Linked DNA regions of Homo sapiens: all the other regions are linked to region 1. The links are chromatin contacts, found by Hi-C or POLR2A ChIA-PET in ENCODE. All regions are on one chromosome and are shown on one strand. Each heading gives the region's core, a stretch centred on a gene start or an enhancer-like site at or near the end of the contact. The rest is flanking DNA. Distances are from core to core; before and after follow the strand shown.

Evidence for each region. A loop is a pair of places that touch in the nucleus more often than their neighbours do. ChIA-PET counts read pairs that join two places held with the same protein, here RNA polymerase II (POLR2A). Pooled maps may share reads with other maps.
Region 2: a loop to region 1 is called in a map of naive thymus-derived CD4-positive, alpha-beta T cell, with 4 times the contacts of the local background. The contact joins two enhancer-like sites. A Hi-C loop is called at or near these places in 1 of 168 maps with a recorded cell type or tissue (naive thymus-derived CD4-positive, alpha-beta T cell), 1 of 37 single-sample maps with no recorded cell type and 8 of 50 pooled maps.
Region 3: a loop to region 1 is called in a map of naive thymus-derived CD4-positive, alpha-beta T cell, with 14 times the contacts of the local background. The contact joins two enhancer-like sites. A Hi-C loop is called at or near these places in 1 of 168 maps with a recorded cell type or tissue (naive thymus-derived CD4-positive, alpha-beta T cell) and 9 of 50 pooled maps. POLR2A ChIA-PET finds 5 or more read pairs at or near these places in 1 of 52 experiments (OCI-LY7).

Annotation. Positions count from the first base shown.
Region 1 is chr6:155,416,846-155,421,231 of GRCh38, reverse strand. The region is part of intron 10 of NOX3 (NADPH oxidase 3); the gene reads left to right. Among named protein-coding and RNA genes, the nearest start is that of NOX3, 37 kb to the left of the region's middle. RefSeq lists enhancers at 2,621-2,680, 2,781-2,930. Within about 2 kb of position 2,676, at least 9 of the 41 ENCODE cell types and tissues checked have a DNase peak (open chromatin) inside an H3K27ac peak, as active enhancers do; they include OCI-LY7, where a contact is called at or near this core.
Region 2 is chr6:154,246,303-154,250,857 of GRCh38, reverse strand. IPCEF1 (interaction protein for cytohesin exchange factors 1) reads left to right here. Exons shown (of 12, transcript NM_001130700.2): 4 at 3,370-3,409; 5 at 4,098-4,267. It also overlaps a transcript of OPRM1 not described here. Among named protein-coding and RNA genes, the nearest start is that of IPCEF1, 110 kb to the left of the region's middle. Within about 2 kb of position 3,202, at least 5 of the 41 ENCODE cell types and tissues checked have a DNase peak (open chromatin) inside an H3K27ac peak, as active enhancers do.
Region 3 is chr6:157,019,508-157,024,647 of GRCh38, reverse strand. All of the region lies in intron 4 of ARID1B (AT-rich interaction domain 1B), which reads right to left. Among named protein-coding and RNA genes, the nearest start is that of MIR4466, 240 kb to the right of the region's middle. RefSeq lists silencers at 2,373-2,462, 2,763-3,282. Within about 2 kb of position 3,612, at least 40 of the 41 ENCODE cell types and tissues checked have a DNase peak (open chromatin) inside an H3K27ac peak, as active enhancers do; they include OCI-LY7, where a contact is called at or near this core.

The DNA.
Region 1 (4,386 bases), core at 1,427-3,926:
GGTAATCAAAGGCAGAATCAGGATTCAAACTTAGGTTCATCTGGCTCTTTCCATGACAAAACCAACACATGGTAGACGTGACCCCCAGCTCCTCCTGCAACCCTGGAGCAATATTTTAGGAAGACGGTGGGATTCCTGCTCATAGAATCGGCACCTGAATTTTGCTGTCATCAAAGAACATGCCTGATTCCACCCTGACTGAAATACTGCCTGCAGTTCACCTCTCTGAGCTGAGTTTCCTGATCCACATAACGGAGAAATAAGAATCCATATCCAACAGGGAGTTTTAATGCTAAATAAGACAAATAATATGGAAATATTACCATAGAAATGTGTATACAGAAATATAGATGATTATCTAAATGCTGATTGTATCTACCAAAGGTATAAATAGGTTACCAGTACTGCTATTACTAATGGCCTAGATTTATCAAGCACTGACTACCTAACAGGAAGGAAACTGGGCATTTTACATGCACTATCTCATGCCATCTTTTCGTCATACTTATCATTTTTATTCCCATTTTACAGATGAGAAAACTAAGGCCTGATCACAAAGCTAATAGAAATGACAGTCATTTTACTAAATGCTCATAATAGCTCATTCAGATAGGTAATATTCTCAATACTGATGAGGACCCTGACACACAGAGAGCTAAATAATACTAGAACTAGAGTTTGAATCTAGATCCTTCTGGCACCAAAGCTCATCTTCTTTCCTCTACGCCATAATATATTTAACAAAGCAAGCAAAACAGTGACTGGGATATTTGGACCTCACAGCAATGCTTTGTTTTGGTTCGTGATGATTTTTCAGCCACCCTAAGTTCTTCCTTCCCTCTTGCTGCCTACCAAGTAAATCCCACTCAGAGAGGTGGCTCACTGCTTCATGGTTTCCACGACACTAAAAGTCACTTCATGCTTCACAGGAAGATGGTGGTGGATAGCGTGTCTCATTTTCATTCACTCACTAATCCAACTAATATTTCAAGTCCTGCTCAGAGACATGCAAAGTCTCATTGTCATTACACCCGACTCACAATCACCTCCCCCTTCTCTTAACCTCCACCACTCCTTTGCTGCCCTACTGTTATGTCACATATCTTTCCTGTATTAAGATTCGTGAAATAATCTTATTTTCTCTAACAGACTGTGAGTTCCTTGAACATAGCTTCTCTGGATATCTTCATACATATATATATATACACATACAACATGTGATAACTATATATATAGTAAAAATATTGAATAAATCAATGAGTGAATAAATGTCTACATGTCCAAAAAGAATAAACAATGGCTTCTGTACACAATTTTCTTTAAAATTTAAGGGTATTAAGGTTTTGTTTATGTAACCAAAAAAATTCTTCAATGATTTTTACTAAATTCCAATTATTTTACTAGGAATATAGAGGAAAAATCTTATAAGAACCCCCAAAAATTTTAAAATTCATACAGGAGCCTACAAAATCTTAATTTTGCCTCCTTTCTCAGCATTCCATTGTCATTCCTGGGCTCTGCTTGTGGCGTTTCTCAAGGCTTTCAGCACTGCAGTCACCACAAAACCATAAAATAGGGACATTGATCTCTATTCCAAGAAACAGAAACAGTAGAGTAAAAAATATAAAAGCAATGTTTTCATCGCTTATAAAAATGTGAGGGACTATTTGGACACGACTCAGGTGAAAATAAGGGCAGAAATAATGTCATATGGGAGAAAGGAAGCTAAAGTGTGGAATCATAAAATAACTTAAAGGTCCTAATCTCCTAGCTTTGCATAGGACCATGAAAGTCAGTATCTGCACCTCGAGCGGAGATGATTTGTCCAAAGTCACCCAGCTTGTTCACCACTGAGTCAGGACCTGAGCATGTGTTTCTGATTTCTGCTTCAAAGTTCTTTCATGGAAGAAGTGAGGTTTTCATGCTATTGAAAGTTTGGGCTGAAAATTACAGTTCAGATCCAATTCCTTAAGCGTCTGCAGGCATGAGAACAGGTTTAGGAAGTTTCTCTCTTTTAAAGCAACTTTGTGTTGGTTTGAGTATAGCTACTATTAGGCTTATGTAACTAATATTTGTCAGGGCTACCTACATGCTTTTGAGATATAAAGACTACTCCTTCCACTAAACTGTCAGAGTCTATATAATTTTTGAAGTGCCACAGAGCAAAGCAGTACATATTTATCTAACGGTGTCTTCACAATTTTAAGTCTGGACTATAGTTTTCAGATTGTCCTCTTTTGTAATAAGGAAGGAAAGGACAACTCGCATAGGCGTTGAGAGCCAGAATTTTAAGCTTAAATGGTTAACTGCGATTAGGTGGGATTTTTTTTTCCTCCATGTGTAAAAACACTGGTTGGCATAAGGCATACATTTTTACACACAAAACTCAAGTTGCAAGTCTATAGGAAAAAATGTGCACCAAAGTTTTCTCAATTGTCACCGTTGCAAACTAGAACTTCTTTACCCTTCTCCTCTGTTGCATTATTCTAGAAAACTTCTAAGTAAAATGCAGGAGCACAACCAATAAGGCGCCTGCCACTTCCTCAGTGGGAAGCGTCATAAGTAGTACTTTCCATTTGAAGCTGATGTCTTAAAATATCTTTGTTTCTAAGTACTTTTGTTTTGAAAGATCTGGGAGGGGGCGGGGAGTGGAAGGGGAGGGGGAAGAATGGGCAGGAGGGGATTTCCCAAGAAGGCCAAATAACAAGAAGTATAATGATGGCTTGCTGTGATGAAAATGGAAAAAAGTTGTAATACATGAAAGAAATATTTTCAACGCAGAAGTAAGAGCCAAACTTCACTGAGTTGAAGGCAGCTGAGAACGCTGTGCCCCTGTGGGATGAGGGAAGGCTGAGGGTGGTTGAGAATTCTCTGTGATGCAATATGGAGGAAGCTGAATGCTGGGGGTGAAAAATGCCCTCTAGCAATAAAGTCCTCCACCTCCTGCCTAACGGGTATGATTAATTCTACATCACACTCAATTTGTGAAAAGAGCTCTTGAAAAAAAATTAGGACGGTTTGCTTGTGCAAACTGTCAAAATGATGAATGAAATAGGTGTGTATGAATGGGGAGGGAGGGGGAGGATTGCTGACATAAATAGATTGGCTTACACATTTTAGTTCTCCCTAATATCACAGCTGTGCAGTCAGGACTGAGACAACTGCCAACTGCAAGATGCGGTTCGTTTTCTTAACTGCATATGTAGTCTTCAGACTACGATACAACAGATTATACAAGAACTGAGATAATCTCATTTCTTCATAAATTGTCTTCCTTCATCAGCTCCATAATATATAACCATGATAATGGGTATTTATAGTGTGTCCCATGCAAAATGGCCTTTGGGTTCTTAACCTAATATAATAAACAGATAATTCAAATAAAAAGACAGCACGGGCCAGTGGGAACAAGGGAAAGAGGCCAAAAAAGACAAAAAATCCATACTCTACTAAAATATATTAATAAAACAAAGGAGGGCCTGCTCTCTTTTCTAGTGAATGAAAAATGCATTTAATTTAATCTGTTTACTTTGAGAAATTATTTACTTTCACTTTCCCTCACACTGGAGCTCTGACTACTCCTGGAACTGATCATCTCTACTAATCACCAAGATTCCTGCCATCAGTTGGCCTCTTTAGGAGGGGCCATTCATGCTTCTCCTAAAGAAATGTATGCTTCTTGTCTTTCCTCGGAGGGCCTCAAAAGGCCTCAGTACCCCATCAGCCCTCACCATTGCTCTGTGCGGAAGTGACCAGTATTAATATGTTTAATATCTTGGTTTATTAACCACAGATTGCGTGACTACAGTCTTCTTGCAAAAGAGTCCAATGAAATACACAAACATTTTAAAATCTCCCTTCACCTCCCTCCCCAAACTAAACACCTCCCCAACTTTGCTCCCTAAGAAACTCACCATTAAACAGTTGAATATGTCTCATTCCATTCCTTTTCCATGCATTTATATGCATATACCTATACACATTCATGCATAAATAGGGGTGTGTGTGTGTAGAAGGCAGAGGAAGTGTAATTTGTTTTGTTTTTCATTAAAGCATAACTTCGGGCACCGTCAGTGTCAATACCTGATGATCTATTTCATTTTGTTTGGTGTCTTTAGAGTATTCCATAGTGTGGATAGGCCACAATTTATGGAATCATTCTGCTATTAAATAATGTTTCAGGCCAGGTGTGGTGGCTCACACCTGCAATCCCAGCATTTTGGGAGGTCGAGGTGGGCGGAACACCTGAGGCCAGGAGTTGGAGACCAGCCTGACCAACATGGCAAAACCCCATCTCTACTAAAAATACAAAAATTAGCCGGGCGTGGTGTCAGGTGCCTGTAATCCCAGCTACTCGGGAGGCTGAGGCATAAGAATTGCTTGAAC
Region 2 (4,555 bases), core at 1,953-4,452, 1.2 Mb after region 1:
CCACCAGTTAGGGCTCCTGCAACCAGAGAGCCCATTTTACCAGCATATCACTGTATAGTTTTTGCTAAAGATTAGGATCACTATGAAGTCTGATGTAATGACAGAGCATCTTACTGTGAATTTTAATACATCTTGGGGTAAATTTTGCCTGCAAGGTTTAACAACTACTATATGGATTATAAGTCAATATAACAGTTACCCGTAACCTGGGCGTTAGCCCCAACATTCAATATCAAAGGAGTTTCCTTTGTATATTTTCTACTGGGTCTTTTGTATATTTCCATGTGTTTTTGAGTGATTCGTGGCCAAATGAAGTTTTTGAACCATCTTTTAAAAAGTTAAAGAAAAATACACTTCTTCAATGAAAAAGAAATACATATTTTCAAAGAAAAATTTCCCCTCAACTTTAGAAGTAAGTTAGGGCAAAATCAGATTTTTAGAATAATTTTTTAGTTTTACCTATAACATTCAAACTGGAAGAAAATAGAATGAGAAAATATCTTACTAGGCTCTGAATATTTATGATGATAGCAAGTTATAATTTCCCCTATTGAAAAACCATCTCATAAAATGCTCAACTGGTTGCTTGCTTTTTTTTTTTTTTTACTTACCTAGCGAAAAACCACATGCAAGATCATTTTGAAACGGACTAGTTCACGGGTTCCACTTCCTGTTGTGAGGAGTAAAATCTATCTTAGATGCAATAAAGTTCTCAAAGATTGTTTTCACTGTCTCATATAAACCAATTTAGGTTTCAAATTCATGTATGTTAGGTGAAACTGAAACTCCCTGAATTTGTTATTTCTATAATATGCAGTCTGTTTCTGGTCAGGGAAAACAGTTTTAACAGTTAATAATTTGCTTTAAGAGAATTATTGTCAGAACAGGGTTGACTCAATGACTCAATAACTAAGCTCCCTCCCCCACTTAAAAACAAACAAAAAAAAAGCCTTTCTTTGAGTTGGGTGCCTGTTCTGCTTGAGGTATTGTTCTCATCCCATCCTAGGCATAAGAACGTGGTGTAGACCAAGGGTTGGTCTTGGGCAGAATTGAGACAAAGCTCACATTTTGGGGCTTTCCCTGGAAGTAGCCCTAAGGTGGAGCCGGAGGGCTCCAGTCCCACTGGGTGCTCACAAGGAATGGGTGGAGGATACTCACTGGTACCCAGCTGGGAGCGATGGAAGGAGCATCACTTCCTCTCTGCCTTGGCTGATCCCATCGCTGCCCTCCAGGGACTTTCCTCTCATTTGTTCATCTGAAGGCTGCTCTTCTTGTTTGAACTAATGTAATTTCATCTTGTTCATTGGAGGCCTGAGCACTCTAGGAATGACTGTTAACAACGCCCTTTTCTCCCTATTCCCCTGGTTCTTGGTTTGTCTCAAGTGCTTGCTAGGGACTCCTGGACCCCAGATTTCCCAAATCTTACCCAGCATCTACATTCACGAATTCTCTTCTTTGTCTTTAGTCCTGGCTCTCAGCTAAAATTTAGCCACTCAAATAATATACATATTTGGGCAAAAATATTTTGCCAATAGGTACTAGTTGGGTTTTACTGATCTCAGAGAATTGGCATATCAAAAAAAGGTCCCAGGAGATGATTTGAGGGAATGATAGGAACTTTAGAACACAAGACAGGTCAGTGTGGGAGATATTTGTGAAGTGAGGCTGAGACTAGGTCCTTTTCATGATAACTTGCCTGGATTTTAGTAACATGCCATGATTATAACATGTCTATCTTTGCTTAAAATTTAAGGTAATTACTGCCATCTTTATGGATGATTAATTTTGGGGGGGATAAATTTTACTCTAACATTGGTCAGATGAAATGTCAGTGCAATATTTCTTGGGATCTATATTTCCCAGGAAATATAATTTAAACACTTTAGCTTCGTTGTAATTGCTGAAGGATACATAAATCATACTTATAAAAATTATGATTTTTTTCTGTTTATTAGATATAAAGTATTTGTTTATCTCAACGATATAATATTATATTACACATACTCATATAAAGGGATGTTGTTTAGTTCTCAGAGGATTTTCACAAATAAATCTTGTAAAATCTTTATAAGACCTATAGGATTAGAATTATTATCAATATCTTCATTTTATAAATGAAGAAGCAGATTCAGAGAGTGCTATTTTCTTGGGCACCACAGCTACTAATTATAATAGCCAGGAATTGGTTCCAGGCCTCTGGATTTAAAGACCTTCTCCTCTTTTCACTATGTCATATCCCTTCTTCAAACATACAGTAGAACCATATACAATAGCTATCAGATCAATAGTTAGATATGTAGACTATAAGCCAGGAACCTCTAGAAAACATTATAAAATGCTGTACTAAGATTACATACCAAATTTTGGAACTGCTTTTCATTTTCACACGTTTTTTCCCCTGAGTTCTCTACCTGTTAACGGAAAAGGTTGTCTTTCAAATTTAAATCAGTTCAGCTTAGATATTTGTAAAGAAAAAACAAATAGAACTTCTTTAAGCAAAATTTTTTTTCTCTCTCTCTACACACACACACACACACACACACACACACACGTATTTTAAAGCACTTAAAAATATTTTTTATTTTTGCTGATAGTCTGATTGTATGTTTGTTTAAAATGTATTGTGGAAAAAATGTATATTTCATATATGTTGTCTTATGTCTGATTTGAAGAGCTAGTACAGAATAGTAGGTGGTAACTAATTTATCTTCCATAAAACGTGAGAAATATTCAGAGATATTTAAAGACAGAATAACAAACTTTAATTTGTCTGTAAATAAGAATTTCCTGATAAGGAGGGTTGATTGCTACTGAACTCTCACTGAAAGAGGTTGTGGAATTTCATTTTCTGGGATATTTAATTCATGTGGTTTAGGTCTAACCCTACGTGGTAGCAGGACTATGAGCTGAATAGTCAAGTGACTCTAATATTTTGAGATTGTAACAATTATCTTCCAGGTTTATCTGAATAATCATTGTTATTTAGAAATTGCAAAAGAAGCAGATATATTTTTCCTTCTCTCACAAAAACACAAAAGGGGAAATATTTTTTGATTTTTAAAACTTCCGTGAACACTGTGCTATCATAACTAAAGTAGTAGTGAGAGCGGCTTGTGGGTGGGAACAGGAAACATCAGTGATAAATGCTCTGTGACTTTTTTTTTTTTTCAGGTTCAGCTCAATGTATATTGATTCTAATTAGCACATTTTGTGCCTCAGCTAGTAGCTCCCCGTTAAGCTCTGCCTGGAGAGTTTTTTTTTAGATTCCATCCTGCTCATAAACACTGCCACCTCCTCCCTCCTTCTCTCTTTACAAATGTTACAACACAATCAGAAATTTCCTCTTTTCTTTCCTTCCTGCATTTTCAGCAGGTTCCCTTGCGTCAGAAGCCCAGGAGGAAAACTCAAGGTAATTAGATCTCTTTTGTTTCTTTATCTCCATTTTGTGTACGTTGAGTGTGGCTTTTCTCCGGGGTGCCTTCCTTGGGATCAGATTTCTGTCTGTCTTAATGCTAATAAGAGGAGGTGGACGGCAGATTAATTTTTGGTTATTGTTGAATCGATTTTAAGAAATGACGACATGTTGTTCATTTGGATTAATCCCTCGTGGTATGTCAAAAGAGCTTAGAAAAACTGGCAGTGAGTCGGGAAGTAGCTGTGTATTGAGGTGGGCATTAACCCTTCAACATCTATTGCATAACTACGGCTGTTATTGTTGAGAGGAGCTATGTTACTGCACTGATATGCCCGCCAGCCTTACAATTTTAATTATTTTCAACTTATTCTTGGTGAATACTATTCTTAGACTAATACTTGCATATTACTCCTGCTGCGCTGTTTCTTTGGCCGTATCTTATACCTTCTAAGCATGAAACAAATGTTTAAAAATAAAACAGACACATGGCTTTTTTTTTTTTTTTTTGCATTGGTTTTGCATAGGTTTTGCATAGGCTTTGCATAAATCTTGGTGAAAAATCCAGCTCCCCGGGGGGTTAACAATTAAAAGTTGCCTTTCACTCTGTCACATAAATCAGGATAATACTTTACCTACCAAATCAGGGTAATACATTATCTACCTCTTCATGTAATCATTGCAGGTTTTCTCACGATGAGTCGGAGGAGGATATCGTGTAAAGATCTGGGCCATGCTGACTGCCAAGGGTGGCTGTATAAGAAAAAGGAAAAGGGAAGTTTCCTAAGCAACAAATGGAAAAAGTTCTGGGTGATACTGAAGGGGTCGTCACTGTACTGGTATAGCAATCAAATGGTGAGTCTGCTTTCTTCCTCCTATTCCCAGCCGTTTTAATGAGGGATACGTTAAAGGCATCAGGTGATCCCTATGGGAAAGTTCATTTTGATTTCTGGGAATTGGAGCGGAGTAAATAAACAAATAAGTTATAGAAGCCATTTCTGGTGCAGTAGATATGTAGGTTATGCTTCTGTGTTTTATGGAGAAGAAACCCATCCTGTTTGACTACTCTGGCTGGGGAGGAAGGGAGTGTCGACATTTACATCCTTGCTAAAGGAGACTTTTAAGTTCTGTTATTAATGTTAC
Region 3 (5,140 bases), core at 2,363-4,862, 1.6 Mb before region 1:
GGTGTGTGCCACCAGATCTGGCTGTTTTTTGTTTTGTTTTGTTTTTTAAGTAGAGATGGGGTTTTGCCATGTTGGCCAGGCTGGTCTTGAACTCCTGACCTCAAGTGATCTGCCCGCCTCAGTCTCCTGAAGTTTTGGGATTAAAGGCATGAGCCACTGCATCCAGCCCCGAAAAGCTAGATTTTTGATGTTTGAAACATCTACACCAAGTAAGCCCTTTCAACATTTTAATATTAAATGGACTCAATTTGTTCACTCAATTTTGTTCATACAAATCTGCTTTTTAAACAAAAATGAGGTTTCTGAAATAATTTACAACCAAACATAAAAAGAAACTTGTCACTTGGCAGTAAGATTCATTTATGTTATGTTTTTCTAAGAGTTTATAAACAACCTTGGTCAGCGTTTGGGATGAAATGACCCCAGTTCCTGAAAGAGTTAAACCACATATCATTTTTGTGGCAGGAAGGCCATAAGAAGCAACTTCCACAGAGTGGCACTTCAGCACTGCTGACGCAAAATGTTGGAAGACAAATCTTTCTTCCACAAAGAGGCCTTCAAGTTAAGTAACATCTCTGCACAGGCAGATAAATCTCATATGAAATGTAGGCTGAATGCCATGGTTTATGTTACCAACTATTTTTAATACAAATTCACTATTTTTAAAATGGGTAAATTGGTGAAAGTTTAAAGAATAAATAACCTGAGATAACTAGCTACAATCTACATGCAAAATCTGTCAAGCCATACACTTGCTTGACATCTCACTTGAATGTATTATTTACATCAAGACTACCTTTGGCAAACCTAGGGGAGCATAGGAACCACACACTCATTATATTAGGTAGGCAAAGTTTAACTTCAAAATTTGCCGTAAACTTGGCAAATGTTTGCAGCAAATAGAAATTACTGTTGGAGGGGCAGAAGTCATAAGTGACTCCCAAATAGATATGCCTTGTTGATATTTATTTGGGTTAACATTTTAAAATCCAAGACTTTCCAAATAACATAAAATAGTGACTGCAAACCACACTTAGATGTACCTACAACGTCAGACCCATTATGAGCAATGGCAGGTAAGTGTAACAGTAGAATATGCCACGACGATGGGGAGAAATCTTTTACTCAACCCTTATTACACTGTTTCCAAATTGCTCCAGTTTATGTAAAATAATTTGTATTGTTTTCTTTTTTAATTGTACATATCCCTTCTGAGATACAGAGAAAATTAAGCTTTTCCATAAATTCAGTATTCACAAAGCTAGGGAGTTAAAAGCCTGTAAACACAAAATTCACTGACCTGCATCAATTTAAGCACTATTAAAAGAGATTGCAGCTCAAAATCTAAAAAGAGCTGCTAATCCTGCTCTACAGATAGTAACCAATCAGTGTTTATCCTCACAATGCATTTGCTCTTCCTGTTAGGAAGCGCCGGAGTGAGGAGAGGATATGGAATACAAGAGTATATCCTAGTATGCAACTCACTCCTTCTTATGAAACACCTAAATAATAAATTCAACTTAATTTAAACTGTAACTGGCAAATGTCATCAGTTAACAACAATGATCAAGGTCAGAAATGTCCCTGCTATTATTTTTATAAAATCTGTATACAGATCACAAACACAGAAATTGCTACATGAAAATTTCTATGCATATTCACACGTGCGGTAAACACTACAAGGCATAAAAACAGAAGAATGTTAATATTCAGAACTCTTCAAGGCCATTTCTCTTAAACATTTCAAAATACTTTTGGATTCTGTCTCTACATCAACACCGAAAACTGACCCTAACCCTAACCCTACGTTGTTATAATGGATCATCAATTAAATTTGCAGAATTCCAAAATTAAGTTGCTTTGAGTCTGATAAAAATACACACATAAGTTATAAGTTATCTGCATAAGAATTATCAACAAGAGAACAAATTAGAATTTATGGTCAAATTATATAGTTCACAGAGTGAACAAAAAGTGTAAAACCAAAGTGGCCGTCGCTGATTGCTACTAGTTGGATTAAATGCATGTCTTGGTTAATCTACTATAGTTTCATGTGTTGTTTAGCTTACTTGAAAAAGTCGTCAAATGTTCCTAGATTGCAGATTGCAACATCCTACCTAAAACACCTGCAAGTGACCAAGAGACCACCCAGTGATCCCAAAGTCTCCATGGCAGAGACAGGATGAAAAGTAATATCCCGACAAGACTCTTCAGCATTTAATTAAGAACAGGAAAGCACAGGCAGGAGATGAAACTTTACAAGCCTAGGCGTTTCTCGGCTTTTAAAAAATGCTGTGAGTTGGTTTTCCCAGCAAGGAAGGTTGATGAGCATGCACTTGGCTCCAAGAAGCAGCTATTACACAAATAGAATCCAAGTGCCTGGCTAAGCCGCCCAGCCTCGGTGCGTCGGGTAACAGCCAATGGCGGCGGCCTGCCAGCCTCGCCCCGCCCACCTCCCGCCGGCCCCGCCCCTCCACCTCGCCCCCTTCCGCGGCCCCGCCCCGCCTCCCCGCCCTGTTCTTGGCGGCCTGGGCTCCGCGGCCCTGCTGGCGTCCTTCGTCTGTAGTTCCTGGCTTTTCCACCGTCAGCCACTCGTTTTAATTACGCGAACGGGTTCCAACTCATCCAGCCTTTAAGTTTGGGTGGTGGTTTTGAGAGGGGGAAAGAGATGCACCAAAGGAAGTAGGGGAAAAATAAAACCTTAAGCGCTGGGCGCGCCACGCGGGACGCAGAGGTTAGGGGCGCGCGGCGAGGTAGCGGGGCGGCGGCGCGAGACGGCGCAGGGGAAACACTCGGTGCCTGCGTGAGTCTGGCCGCGCCGGCTCATGTGTACGCGAAGCTGTGTCAGCAGAAACTTTAGAAAACACGCTGTGCGAGCGGCCGCCGCCTCCCGCCTCCAGGAGGAGCCTGCGGGCGCGCGGGGCGGACGGTGCCTGCAGGCGGCGGCCGCGCTTGCCCGGAAAGGAATGTGGCTGCGGCCGGCGCCTCCTTCCGCGGGGTCCCACAAAGGCTCATCTGTGCGCGGCGCGGCGCCGTCGGAGGAGTCCGAGCCTGTTCAGTCAGGCTGAGGACGCGGTTGTTTTCGTCCCCCTGTCCCCGCCCCCACGAGCCTACGTGCGGGGTAGGGAGGGCGGCACCGGAACCCCCGCCCGGGTCGGGCCGAAAGGAGCGAGCGGGGCCTGCCGGCAGAGGCCGCCGGGCTGCTGTGTGACTCGGTCCCCTCCGCGCTCGCCGCCCTCATCCTCGCCCAGCGCCTCCGCGGCAGGGTTAATTCCGCCCGCTGCCTGGTGGTCCCACTCCCGGGGGATTCCGGGGTCCGTGGAATCACTGGTTCTCCCTTCGGAGGAGCTCGGCTTCTTCCGTGGGCGCGGGCGAGTCTCCCCGCTGTACCGCGGGGCCGGGGCTTGAATAAAACAAAAGAAACCAAGGCGAGGTGTGGACGCGCAGTGAGGACCGGAAAGCGAGGCCTGAGAGCTGGCGGCCTGAAAGCGGTCCTGCGTCCTTCACACCCTCTCTCTAAAATCCCCCTCTCTCAAGCGGGCCCTGACCAAGAGTAAAAGCGCAGCCGAGGAGGGAAGGACGCCGCCGCCGCGCAGGCATCCGGGCAGGGACGGGTGGGCGGGAGATTCCGGGCCGCTGTTCAGGGCAAGCGCTAAAAGTTTCCGGGTCCCCGAATTTCTCATTTCTTTATCGAATTCTGCAAAGAAGTAACGTTCCTTCGGCCATTAATATTGTAAGAATGTATCGTTTCTAGCCATAAGTTCCAGGTTACTTTTTGTAAGAAAATTAAGGACTCAAGTAGATCAGCCAAAGAAACCACGTACAGCATAAACTCACGTACCACTCCTTAAAAAAATAATTTATTGAGTTATGACCAAGAGTTATATAAGGGGAGAGGTAACAAATCTTTGGTGAGGAAAAAGCGATGGAAAAAATATTAGAGAAGCATAATTTTGAGGAAATTACATATAGTTTGAAACCACCACTGTTTAATATTTTGACTCGCGATCTGAGTAGGAGAAATGACCAAGCTAGGCTGTTGTTTATGTGATGCCATCTCATTCAGTTCTACCTACTATTTATAGCTCCAACAGCATCAGAAAGAAAAACACATGCCTAGTGGCTAAAGCATTCAAACACAACCCCTTATAAAAAAGTTAAAGTTTGGGTTAATTAAAAAAAATTAATTTCATATTAAATATATATTTTTAGGTTCCAATTTACAGTTATGTAGTTATATATTATCGCAATAAAAAGATCTGCCCATGGACTGGTTTTTGGTTTTGAGACATGTTTAAATTACATCCCTTACAGAGTGCTCAACTTGTATGGGGGTAAATGACTAACATGATGTTATCTACAAGGTTAAAAAGCAAGAATAAAGAACTAACTACATTTTAGGTCAGTTCTTCATCAGAGAAGGAATGTTAAAAATTTATTTCCATCCAATTTATTTTCTAAATATTATTAATTTTCTTAAATAAAACATTTCCTGAACGGCAAATTTGCTTGTTATGTCTATTCCCTCCTTCCTGAAATGACTTTCTCCTATCCCTCTAACAGCTTTGTCTTTTGCTACTTCTTCATCCTCCAAGTTGTGCCAATTTGTTTCACTTTTTATTTATCTTTGCTAAAAGAGAAAGGCAGGGGGCGAAAAAACCCTAAAGGACTTAAGATTTTCAGATGGTTCTAGCTCTAGAAACATAATGGCTGCATATGAAGGGGAAGACAGGAGTCGTCCAGATACACCCAGATTTTCTTTTGGCTTGGTGGGAAGAATGAATGGCATGGTTGTGTCCTCGGCAATTTGACATGCTTGTGGTATATCCGCGGAGGTGACCCGCTGGCAGCAGGAAATACAGGTCATGGCACAAGTTGCAGGAGACTAAAGAACATGGATTCGCAGGCAATTAGATGACAGTTGAGTGAGCGTGGATGACTGAGTTTTATCATAAAAAGGCATCACAAAGGACGATAGAGCCTAAAACAGAACCTTCAGGAGTACCAACATTTAATGGACAAGTTCTTCCCTCCTTCCTTAATGAAAGCAAAAGCCACCAGGCTAGAAATTTTACAATTTCAGAACTGCTTTTTCCTCCAAATCTAGAGAGAAATAGGAAGTGAAACATGGACTCAGGTA